Regions from separate parts of the Homo sapiens genome. Here region 2 is linked to region 1. A link is a contact called in ENCODE Hi-C data. All regions are on one chromosome and are shown on one strand. Each heading gives the region's core, a stretch centred on a gene start or an enhancer-like site at or near the end of the contact. The rest is flanking DNA. Distances are from core to core; before and after follow the strand shown.

What was found. A loop is a pair of places that touch in the nucleus more often than their neighbours do. Pooled maps may share reads with other maps.
Region 2: a loop to region 1 is called in a map of B cell, with 19 times the contacts of the local background. The contact joins the enhancer-like site here to the promoter of MALINC1 in region 1. A Hi-C loop is called at or near these places in 2 of 168 maps with a recorded cell type or tissue (B cell and naive thymus-derived CD4-positive, alpha-beta T cell) and 6 of 50 pooled maps.

What each region holds. Positions count from the first base shown.
Region 1 is chr5:140,103,762-140,109,554 of GRCh38, reverse strand. MALINC1 (mitosis associated long intergenic non-coding RNA 1) reads left to right here and starts at 1,543. Exons shown (of 4, transcript NR_102741.1): 1 at 1,543-2,146; 2 at 3,065-3,259; 3 at 3,793-3,968; 4 at 5,389-5,793. LOC124900193 reads left to right here and starts at 286. Exons shown (of 4, transcript XM_047417990.1): 1 at 286-1,771; 2 at 3,094-3,259; 3 at 3,776-3,968; 4 at 5,389-5,793. The coding sequence starts at 570. The coding sequence ends at 1,496. RefSeq lists enhancers at 732-1,233, 2,344-2,443 and silencers at 1,384-1,643, 1,654-1,713, 1,744-1,813.
Region 2 is chr5:142,355,731-142,361,345 of GRCh38, reverse strand. The region is part of intron 3 of SPRY4-AS1 (SPRY4 antisense RNA 1); the gene reads right to left. Among named protein-coding and RNA genes, the nearest start is that of SPRY4-AS1, 33 kb to the right of the region's middle. RefSeq lists silencers at 264-502, 3,996-4,645 and enhancers at 4,683-5,484, 5,485-5,615. Within about 2 kb of position 4,270, at least 34 of the 41 ENCODE cell types and tissues checked have a DNase peak (open chromatin) inside an H3K27ac peak, as active enhancers do.

The sequences.
Region 1 (5,793 bases), core at 294-2,793:
GAAGTTAAATAAATGTAGCAGACATTCTAAATTCGATAAAAAATTCAGAGAACCCGACATTTTATGTACCCCAAAGGTCCAAACAGAACCGATGTAAATGTCAATAGCTGTCTCCCTTCCGGCTGATACTTAAATGGTTTTACTAGTACTCAAAGCAATGAAATCAGCAACTCTCTCTCCACACTCTAGTCAACACTCCAATTTCCAAAGCCGCAATTCGCAAACGTCAGTTGGGCGGGGGCGGTGGGGGATCTTGAAGTAATCCAAAAATTTCCTTTCCCCTTTGACAGTCCACCAAAAGATGTCAAACCAAATCCAGCCTATTGTAAAGCTCTGGGACCTCCCTTCCAAGGACACCGAACACAAGCTTAGACACCGCTGCGAAAAGCTGTCCAAAAGCGCCTGGCCGGACAGAAATGTAAGGAGCCCAGGCCAAAACGAATTAGAACCCCCAACAGAGGGTCCCGCAGACACCGCGGAAAAGAAGGTGGCATTTATTCCGGGGTAGACAGCTACGAACCAGTTACCCCAGCCAGTCTCTGGGGGCTCTCCAACCCAAGTTCAGGTTTATGGCAGATATATTGGTTGGGTGCCTTCCCCTACAAACATCACAGCCCGCCTCCGGGGCCCACCGCCGCTCACAGAGAAGACCCCTCAGCTTCACATCCGTTCCTTTTGCCCTCGGACAAAGGCAGAGGAGCTGTGGAGCTGACCCAGCGCTGTGGGGCAGTAAAAATGCCTTGTTCGGGCCACCCATCTTTGGGCCCGGCTTCATCTGCGATGTCAGCACCAAAGGTTTTTTTTTTTTTTTTCCTGGTTTTGTTTTGTTTTTACAACGCATCCTGGGCGGGTGTATGCATTTGGTGGTAGTGGGGTGGGGGGAACCGAACAGAGGAGGGGTTGGCAGTGAAGCCTGGGTTATAGAACTCTCCTTCCTCTCCCTCCTTCCAGGGTTGCCGTGCAGGGAGTGTCAGCCACGTCTAGCGCACAGTCCCAGGCCCCAGGGCGAAGGCGGCCAGGGGAAATGGGGCTCAGGGATTGCTAAGCAAACGCATCACTGGTGGTCTCCAGCGCCTGCGGAGGTAGGATCGCCTCTTTTCTTAAGGGGCGTGTTATTTTGTTCTCTTTTGAAAGTAGGAGGGGGTTCATTCGTTTCTCGCTGCGGGGGGTGGGAGAGAACGTTGCTGCACCGCCTGGGTCTCCAAGAGGGAGGGTGCGGGGATGTCTGCAATGGTACTATAATTATTCCTGGGCTGAGAGAGCAAGTAAAGGGGACGGGGCGAGCGTCACCTGGAGCTGTGGCAGTGGCAGCAGGGAAGGTCGCGAGGGGCTTACCCGGGCGGGCGGGCGCTGTCCTGCCGCAGGTGAGGGAGGGCGCAGGCTGGCGGGAGGGAGGGCGCGCGCGAGACAGGCGCGAGGAAGGGGGGAGGGGAGGAGGGCGCGCGCGCGCACACCTGTCCTGGACAGCGGCGCTAGCCGAGCTGCGCCTCACTTAGGCTCTGCGGGCTGAGGAGGAAGGAGGGCGGGCTGGCGGGCGGGGGCGGGACGCCGAGGGGAGGAGGAGGAGGCGGCTCGGATGGCTGGCTCGGCTCTCGCTCGCTCTCCCTCCCATGGGCAAGTCCGGCTCACACCCTGCTTCTCCCGCTCACTCACAGCCCCCTTGGCTCTCCCTCCTCCTCCTCCTTCCCCTGCGGGATCCGCTCGCCGCCGCCGCCGCCGCCGCAGACGGCAAGTCGTGGCAGCCAGACGTCGGCGCGTAACCCGGCGCTCCGTGCGTGACTCCAGGCGACGTCAGCGCGCGCTCCGCGTTCCCCACCCCTCCTCCCAACTCCGTGGCTCGCGCCCTTCGCTCTCGCGTCCCTCCGTTTTAGCTGCCGCCGCGGCGGCCGCCGAGCGCGCTCTTTCCGCCCCCTTCTCGCGCGTGAGCGCGCCCTATCGGCTCCTGGCGCGTCAACATTCCGCGGGCCAGGCCTTGGGGCGCGTCTGAGGAGGGGGATGTCTGTGGCCTCTCCGCCCACACTTCCTCCACCCACCGCCCACAGCGCCCCAGAAGGACCTATTACTCGTTTGGCTTCTGAAGGCCGAAGCCAGGCTCTGGCGGGGATAGAACCCTGAAGGGCCTGCGCCAGCTCCAACTTAGGGCCCTGTGCGTCGTTGCGACTTCTGCTACCACCCTATCACGCGGCACCCCCGCCCCAACTCCGCCCGGGTCTCTGAAGAGGCAATAGGCCTTTCATCTCCGGGGAAAGTCTCACCTTGGCCCTCAGACACCCGCCAAGAGGGGTCGGAAGGACAGAATTAGCATAGAGAAGAGTGGCTAGAGCACTTTTCAGGCTCTGGCCCCAGGAATCCTTGACAGGAAGCGTGGGGTTGCTGCCCAGCCTCCCACGCAGTGTAATATGTTGAAGCCGGGCCCCTTTGAGGGAATGCGACTTCCTTGGGCCGAGGGGGAAAGGGTAAAAGTTAATTTTCATAAAATGCTATGCAAGGGCTAAATGTGAAATTATAAAATGTCCTTTAAGACAGTCTTCTTGAAATCGTATCAAGTTTGACAAGATTTTTGGTGCACGGTAACGCTTTTGCTCGCTTTCTACGCTGTCACGTCTCCATCCTGCAACACTGAATACGTAGATGGAACGTGGATCAGCTAATAACTGCAGCAAAATAAAAACTGCATTTATCATCTTTATCATTATTTAAATAGACCTCCGAGAAGTCAAACTGTGATTTAGGAAAACTTAATCATTGCCTCAACCTATTTAACTATTTTGTTTTGAAGTTACTTTGCAAATATACCACAAAATCCCTCTTTGTTAGGCAGTGGTAGACTTTTAAACTCACTTGTTAGAGAATCTTTCCCAGAAGCATATCTAGTTGAGCCTGCGAGGCAAGTAGGACTAAGGTATAATTACTCCCATTTTACAGATGAAAATTTAGTTATCAAAATGTAAGTCAGTTGTTCAGCATTGTGAGGAGTCTATCACTGATAAAGGGAAAACTCTAAGGTCTATTATTGCCTGCTTTATTCACTAAACCAGAAATCTCTCAATTGTTTTTTTCCAAGTATCTTTTGCTGCCTCTTACGTATTGTAGGCAGTGCCTGATGGCTGAGAAGAATCGCAGAGGACTAGAAAAGGTTTGAGTCTGAAATTATCTGGCACAGAGGATTAAAGCTCAGAAATAAGTGATTGCGAAACAGTTCAACTTCCCTGTTAATGACAACAACAACAGCAACACGCTTATTAATTCCTAGCTGGAGGTGAGAAAATGAGACTGGCTTAAGGGTGATGGGTCATTTCCTTTGAATTGCTTCTTTATATTCACCTCATCTTTAGGTGGCAGCACTACTATATAAATATCCTTCGAAGTACAGTCTTCTGCATCTTAATATCCTAAAGGATATTCTGTCCTAAATGTTTCCAACTGTATTGTGGAGATTAGAAACTGGTGATTTAATGATCTAAAATCATAGCTGAGAATTAGAAAACTTGGAGGTTCTAGAGGAGGAAAAACAAAGGCTATCAGACACATTAATAAAATACATGGAGCTACGGAGGGAAAACATTAGAAAGTTTCAAGAAAAAAGTTTTTTAGGTGTATGAGGAGCAAGTAGCATCTCTTTAAACCTTGTCTTTTATTGAAACATAGGACAAGATAACCTTCCAAAGCAAACCATCCTTTCTCAGTACTGCATATTTATCAAGCATTTACAGGTTCGAAGTTGCTAGTTATATAGTTGCTTGTACTCAACTGTAATTTAAAAATTCCGATGCAGTTTTTCCTAATTAACAGCATCAAGCTTATGAAGATTTCCAAGACTTTATTGTTGACCCTTGTTGAAGAGAACTCTACTTGGCTTCTTTCCTGGCTTTCCTAAATTGTTCACATACAAGATAAACTACCGTCATTCAGACTTACAGAAGTGAGAAGACAAGCTGAACCAAATGTAAAATGGTAGCAATTTACAGGTAATTCTGTATCTTAATTTCTCCCACATTTTTAGGGTAAAAAATTGTGATATATGGGGGTTATTTGGATCAAGTGTTTTCTAAGTAGAACTTTGTCATAATTAATTTTATGTATTTATAGTAGTTCTCCCTGTGTCCCTTTATCCAAGCAACACAATACAATTGAATTTATATGCATTTCAAAATAGACTCCATTTGATTTACCGTGTAAATACAACCACCAAGGAATATAGAGGTATGACAATCAGGAGTGAGAAATAAAAGCATTTCTGGATAGAGGATGAAGTGTTAATAGTCTTTCTTTATGGCGTCTTCCATCTATCTCAAGTCAAACTTGGAGGAGGAGTCTCAAGCAAATTGGTAGTACTCAAACTCTGCAGTATTATGTTAAGATTTTTAAGCTGTCTGGTGCCAACAAATCATGCAGCCTGGGGGCCTTTGCTCCAAACTTCTGCCAACTCCATTTTGGCAGTAAAATGTTCTGTTGAACAAAGTTTGCACGTGTTTAGGGTGTGAAGTGGTTCCTCAGGCATTTATCTAGTTTTATTCCAGTTTAGGGACTTGAAGACAAGGGTCAGAAGTGTGAGACTTGTAGACTTGATATGTGCACTGAAACATACTATATAGTAGCAATCTTGAATTTTTGGTTTAAGCAAGGACAGCTTTTTCTTTGTTGATACTGGAGTTATTAAAGTGAATCCTTTAGTTTACTCCTTAAAGGCTAACATGGTATCGAATTGGTTTTCATAAGCAGGTAAGCAGAACCCTCTCTGTTGAGGGTATAAAGCTGGGGAAAATCATTCCTCATCCTCCTAACTACACCACCACCAAAATGTGTTTATCCAGATGAAACTCACTAAACAATAACTTGAGAGCAAAGGGACCAGTAATTATTTAAACTTGATCTCATTTGTCAAATTTTATGTAACTATGAGTCTCTGATCTTTTTTAGTATCAGTTGTCTGGCTTCATCTTTTTAACCCATCTCCTCCCATTCTGGAATCATTGGTTAACAGCACCTGAGCCAGATGTGTGTGCTAATTTGTTTTATTCCAAGGGTTCCTCTTCCAATAGAAAATGTATACAATCTCAATTTCCATTATTTTTTTCAAGTAATTCTTACAGAAAATCCTTATAGAATGTGGGATAACAGTTTGAAAGTCATTGATTAAGTACTATTGAAGCATATTTTTCTTTATCATTTAAGAGTAATGGCAAGAATAAAATACCAAAGTAAAAGTAACAGATGTTGAAATGATACTGTTGTCTTACATTTACCATAATCAGCAAAATGTAAATTTGTAGGCTACAAGTATGACAATTTGAAAATGGTAGTTATTCTTGATACTTTTACAAAGAGTGTGACCTAAATTCTTATTTGCACCTTTATTTTCTTTCCTTGTTTTTAAACGTAATTCAGATGTCAGAACTAACATGTGGATGAACTTAGAGATGGAGAAGAAAGCTGGGCTTTTCCAAAGAGTGGATCTATCTGAACTGGATAGCACTATTGAACTTTGTTGCATATTTTGTGGTAGCTCTAAAACTCCTCTGCTTGCTTACATACAACCAGACACCAGTGCCTTCTGAAGCTAATCCAGGCCATTTTTATAACCTAATGCAGTAGCACTTTGCAATTAGATGAAGAAGATCGGTGGGATTTCTTTCTGTGGTGATTAAAATGTGTCAGGGGAAGAAATCAAGACAATACTCCAAGTGAAAAATATAAAGTCAGTTATTTCTTTAATATTTTGTGTTATAGTAATCATTTTTATATTTTGAGCATACTTTTTCTTGTCTACTTAAATACTCAAAATTAATTATA
Region 2 (5,615 bases), core at 3,021-5,520, 2.2 Mb before region 1:
GCCAAAAATTCTCATTAGCTATTTTTGACTGTCCTTTCTACTAGATTCTAAATTTGACAGCATTTTCTTCATCTCAGTCCCCATAACTGCCCCCCATCCCTCCCTGTTTCAAGTTTAGAATGACAGTTTTGAACATAGCAAAATATTATTTGATACTGCAATGTGATTTGGGGGTGGCCTGCTGTTTGGGGAATTCATTCTCCTCTCCACTCCCCACAACAAATGGGCACTCAGTAGAAAACTGTCTTAGGAAGGCTGGAAAATGTCTAGCACTTTCTCATCTTATCCCTCGGTTAGGTTCCTCCCGTCCCTGCTCCCTGAGGCTGATGGACAGGCAGGCGGGACAGCCCGATCGATCGATGCAAAGGTGCCCTCCTCCGCTCTTGTTTGCTGCTGCGTTTCTGACTCACATCTTCCCTGGGCTGTGGGAAAGTGTTCAGTGTGTGGCTTCACAAACTGCAGTGCAGCAGGGAGAGCGGGCAGTTGGAAATGATATGGAAAAGAAAGGATCTAATTAAGCAGAGTAGGTGATAGTGTCGGGAAGAAAAAGCAAGCAAGTGGCAATTTGGATATCTGCCTGCAAATAAAAGAGATGACTGTCGTTTTCTCCTCTGGCTCCTGTTTGCCCTATAAATCTCAGTTCACAAATCCAAGTGTTTTAATTATCGCTGTATAATACAACATGCTGTGCTGGGACTATCTTAGGGAAATTAAAACAAAGGAGGGGGAGACAGAGGGATTCAGGCTACCCCGTTCTCCCGTTTCTCTTGTTTACAATAATCCAAAGGTGTTTCTCCCCCCTTCTGCCATAAACACAACATGGGGTTTTCCAGTATTAAACTTATCACCTTCCTCCACTCACAAAAAGGAACTTCAGGCCCTAAGCTGTTGTCAACCATGCAACTCAGTTGCCAGGTGTCACCTTGGCCACTGTTGCTGTTTAATCCCCAAGAAATCAAAAGAACCAGGTCATGAATGAAATGCCAGGTCCAGCTCAAAAAGGAGAGTCCCTAGTGGGAAGCAGCATGATGATTAAAACTAGCATTTGAATATCACCTTCGCTACATACTAGCTGTGTGGCCTTGGGTAAATCATTTAACCTGAGTCTCACACTTCAAAGAAAACAAAACAGTGATAAGCAGGATTAAACATATAAGACTACAAAGCACTTAGCACAGTGCTCAACACACAGCAAGTGCTATGCAACACAGTCCCATCTCCAGTCTTTATCTCTGCCATTTCAAATACCTACAGTAAGCTTCTCCCAGGAAGCTGCCTGGTTCACTCCTTCCCTTCTACCTTATCAGTGAGCCTTCCTCACCCTAAATAAAATAGTAGCCCTCCCATCACACACACTGCATTTCCCCTTACATGCTTCATTTTTGTCCATAACAAAGTACTCCTTGACATTTTACATATATACACATACATTCACGTGTCGCCTAACGACTGGGGTAAGTTCTGAGAAATGTTCTGAGAAATGCTTCGTTAGGCGATTTCATCGTTATGCGAACATCGTAGAGCTAGAGTGTACTTACTTAAACCTAGATGGTATAGCCTACTACACACCTAGGCTATACAGTACAGCCTATTGCTACTAGGCTACAAACCTGTACAGCATGGTACTGTACTGAATACTGTAGGCAACTGTAACACAGTGATAAACACTTGTGTATCTAAACATAGAAAAGGTAATGCACTGCACTAAGCTAAGACATTAGGATAGCTATGATCTCACTAGGCAACAGAAATTTCTCAGCTCTATTATAATCTTATGGACCACCGCCGTTATCTGCAGTCCATCATTAACTGAACCATCATTATGCAGCCTACGACTGTACACATATATATGTATAGACATATACACATATACATACACTTACATATATATAAAATTATTTTATTCGGGCATCTTCACCTAAATTCCAAGAAGGCAGAACTTGTGTTGACCACTGTATTTCCAACGCCTGTAACAGTAGTGCCTGGCATGTAATGGATGTTTAATAAATATTATTAACGGGACCAGTAAATAGAAGCTATTTTTTCTATAATGGTTGGAAGGGCCCTCATAGACCACCTAGACCAAAGTTCTTCACAGGCCAGGAAACTCAGACCAGGTGGCATCAGATGACCTGCCCTATGGTTCCAGCTTCCCCAGAACTGAGTGGCGGGGACTAGGGACCCTGACTTCAGTGGCTTTGCTCTGCCTCAAGTCAGCCCATTCAGTGCCCACAACAACTTAGCAGGTTGGTGCCCTGTGCTCCTCATCTGAGGAATGGAAACAAGGAGATGGTTCACCCTCCCAAGTGTCAGGATGTGGATGTCCCAGTGACTGGCATTCTATAAAAGCAAAAAGGACAGGTGGAGACACAGAAGTCCGCTCTGGAAATCCATCAACAAATGTCCTCAGAGTTGAGGAACTGCAGACAGCTGCAGCACAAAGGAGCCAAAGGCCACTGTCTTTCTCTCTCAAAATCCACCCGCACCAAGGACCCTCTTGGCTTTCTAAATGATTGAAGGCAAGCAACTGTGGTCTCATTTCTGGGGTGCCTGGATGACCTCTTGCACAGACACAGGGGATTCTGTGGAGAAAAATGCCAACCCCTGCTCCATCATTTCTAGGTGCACGACCTCTCTGGGTACCAACTTTTCGTGGCTTAGGATCAAATGAGAAAACACGTGCACAGCACCTGGCACAGTGCATGGCACATAGCAGGCACACGAAAACATTAGCTGTTAGGAACCGCACGTTTAATATTCAAAGTCAACCCTCCATACATCTCACCAGCTCTTACCATTGCCCCCTAGAGCTGAGAAATCTGAATAGAAGGGCTTGCATTGGACTGGGGCTATTCAGCCTTAGAAATCCAACTCCAGGTAATCGTTTAAAGGAGCCCATTTTCCTATTCAAGTAGAGTGAAAAGAACTCCACCTCAGTCCCCAAGCCACTCAGGACCTCTCATAAGGCTGGCAAAGGGAAGATTCCAGTCTGAGAGCACTGGCCACCTAACTCTATTCCCAGAAAGTGGAGTCCGGCCCAGAGCTCCCTGGAAGTTGAGGTAACAAGACCCAACAAAAATATCCTGTATTCTCTTCACCACCTGTCTCCGCAAGCGAGTAATAAGACAAAGTATTAAAGAGAGACATCACCAGTAATCAGAATGTGGTAACTAAATGAGTCTTTTGTCTTCCACTTACAATGTGCAAGCTGGTCCGGTTCCTCAGCCTCTCTGAACCTGCTTCCTCAACTGTTTAAAGAGAAAAGCAACCTCTACCTCCTGGGGCTGGTCAAAGGATGAAATGAGAGAATTCTGTTCAGCGGTGTCTAGGACATTAGCTGCTGCTTTTAGTTCAAGAAGCCCAGTGCAGCCTATGCCGGAATAAGCATTACTTGCTCCAAAAGAACACTCTGTACAGCAAAGGCAGCCCTTTCCTAGACCACAGACCACACCACTCCAACATGGGCCACAGGTTGGGAGCAAACACTTACTCCACCAGAGGCTTCCTGAAATCTTACAAGCAAATGGAGTGAAAGTAGAAACTGAGACCCAAACAGCTTCTGAAAAGTGGATGCCCGGCTGGAAGTGGTGAGGGACGTTCCCCCACGAAAAAACTTGGACTTGGCAATCATTGCTTTGGACTTCGCAATGTAAATTGCCACTTTTGATGACTTGGGGATTCTAGAATGTTCCGGTCGCTCACTGATTCACAAATATAAGGTCTGGGGTGACCTAAACCTGCATGGTGTGTTCCAAGAGCCCCCAAAGCGTTCCAAGAGCTGGTGACTTTCGGCTCACGTAACTAACCTGGGCCTCAGTTTCCCTCCAGACCCTAACGAAGGAGATAACGGTTGTTGCCTCTACAGGGAAGCTGCGAGGCTAAACGGGGATGGCGCGCTAAGGCGCTCCCTAGACACAGCACGGAGCTCCCCGCGCGCGGTTCCCATTCGCTCCCGGAGAGAAGGGCGGCGCGCGGGCTCACACAAAAGCCCAGGACCTTCCTCCGCTGCAACTGTAGAAAAAGCAACTGGAACGCGAGCTGGGGCAGCGGCCGGGCCGGGGGCTCCTCCCGCAGGCGCCCAGGAGCCGCTCGGCCCGTGGCCCGGCCGGGGAGCAGGCGCCCCGCGGGAGCGCTGAGGCCCCGCTGTGCCGAACCGGGCGGGGGCGGAGGAGGCGGAAGCGGGGGCGGCCGGAGCGCGGTGGGGATGTTTAAAGGAAATTTACAATCATTTCCTCTCTGTGGTTTGGTGACAAATCAACAACATCCTGTTCTTTTGTGAGGCTCCGGGCGCCTGCGAGGCGGAGGCAGCGCTCCGGCTCTTAAAGGGACACACACAGGGCCCCTCTCCCAACGGTTCCCTGCGGCTCCCCCCCAAAAAAATACAGCTTCCTCAAGGCGTCACCTCCGGGGGCGCGCGGCCGGAATGCGGGGGCTGTGGCCGGAGCCGCCGCCAGGCCACGACCTGGATCGCGTCCCTCACCACCCCCCACCCCGCCCGACGGGAGGAGACGGCCGCGGCGGCGGCGCACCAATCTGAAGGACGTCCCGGCCCGGGGCCATGTCCCGCCGAGGGGGTGGGCAGGGGGCGGAGGGGCGTCCTCCCGAGGGTTCCCGTCCCTCCCCCCAACCCCAGGGCAGCTCCGCCGGGCTTCGGACCTCCGGGTAGTTATCCCCCTCCCCCAATCCCCTGGCCTCGAGTTTTGCAGTCCCAAAACTCTGGATTTATGGTTAAAATGTCGACGTACGCACAGGAGGTTTATAAAATGCCAAAGCAGAGACTTCCCGAGCTGTAGAAGTAATGAGAATCAGATGGTCGGGACCAGGAAAAAAAAAAAAAAAAAAAAAAACTACTCAACTGGCCTCCTGGGATTTCGTTCATTCAGTCATTTAATGAGTATGTTTTACTAAGTGCTGGTCACTACTCTAAGCCCCCGCACCGCAGGAACAACACAGATACGGTTCCTGCCCACAGGGGGCTTAGATTCTCAAAAATGAATGAACAGGATTATTTCACATCTACAAGTGCTATGAGTTTTTTAATGGGTCACATTCTAGAACAGCGGCTTTCTGTAGGGACACCTCTCTGAGGGGTCTGACCTGAGGCATCCAAGGATGAAAAGGCAAGGGTGCTAGGAAGAACTGGGTTGGAAAGGTCCAAACATTATTATCAGGAAAGAGCTCAGAAGTCTCATCCCAAAGACCGAGTGAAGGGCAGCCCCAGGGCTGCATTTTCCCCTTGAATACAAGCCTTGATAAGGGGCTTGGGTCCTTCTGCTCTTGCTATATCGCCTGAGCCTTTCCTTTCATCTCTCGGCCTCACAGCTTCCTATAAGGAAAATGAGACACTGAACTAGATACAGTACTTCTCAACCTAGGTGCAAATGAGAATTCCCAGGGAGGCTTTCAAAAACACTGACACCCCTGACCCCACCTCAGACAAAGGGAATGAGGATCTTTGGTAATGGGGCCTAGGCACTGGCATTTCTGTAAGACTTCAAAAGTGAGTTTAGTGTACAACCAGGGTTAAGAGCCACTGACTTAGGGCCGGGCGCGGTGGCTCACGCCTGTAATCCCAGCACTTTGGGAGGCCGAGGCGGGCGGATCAGTTGAGGTCA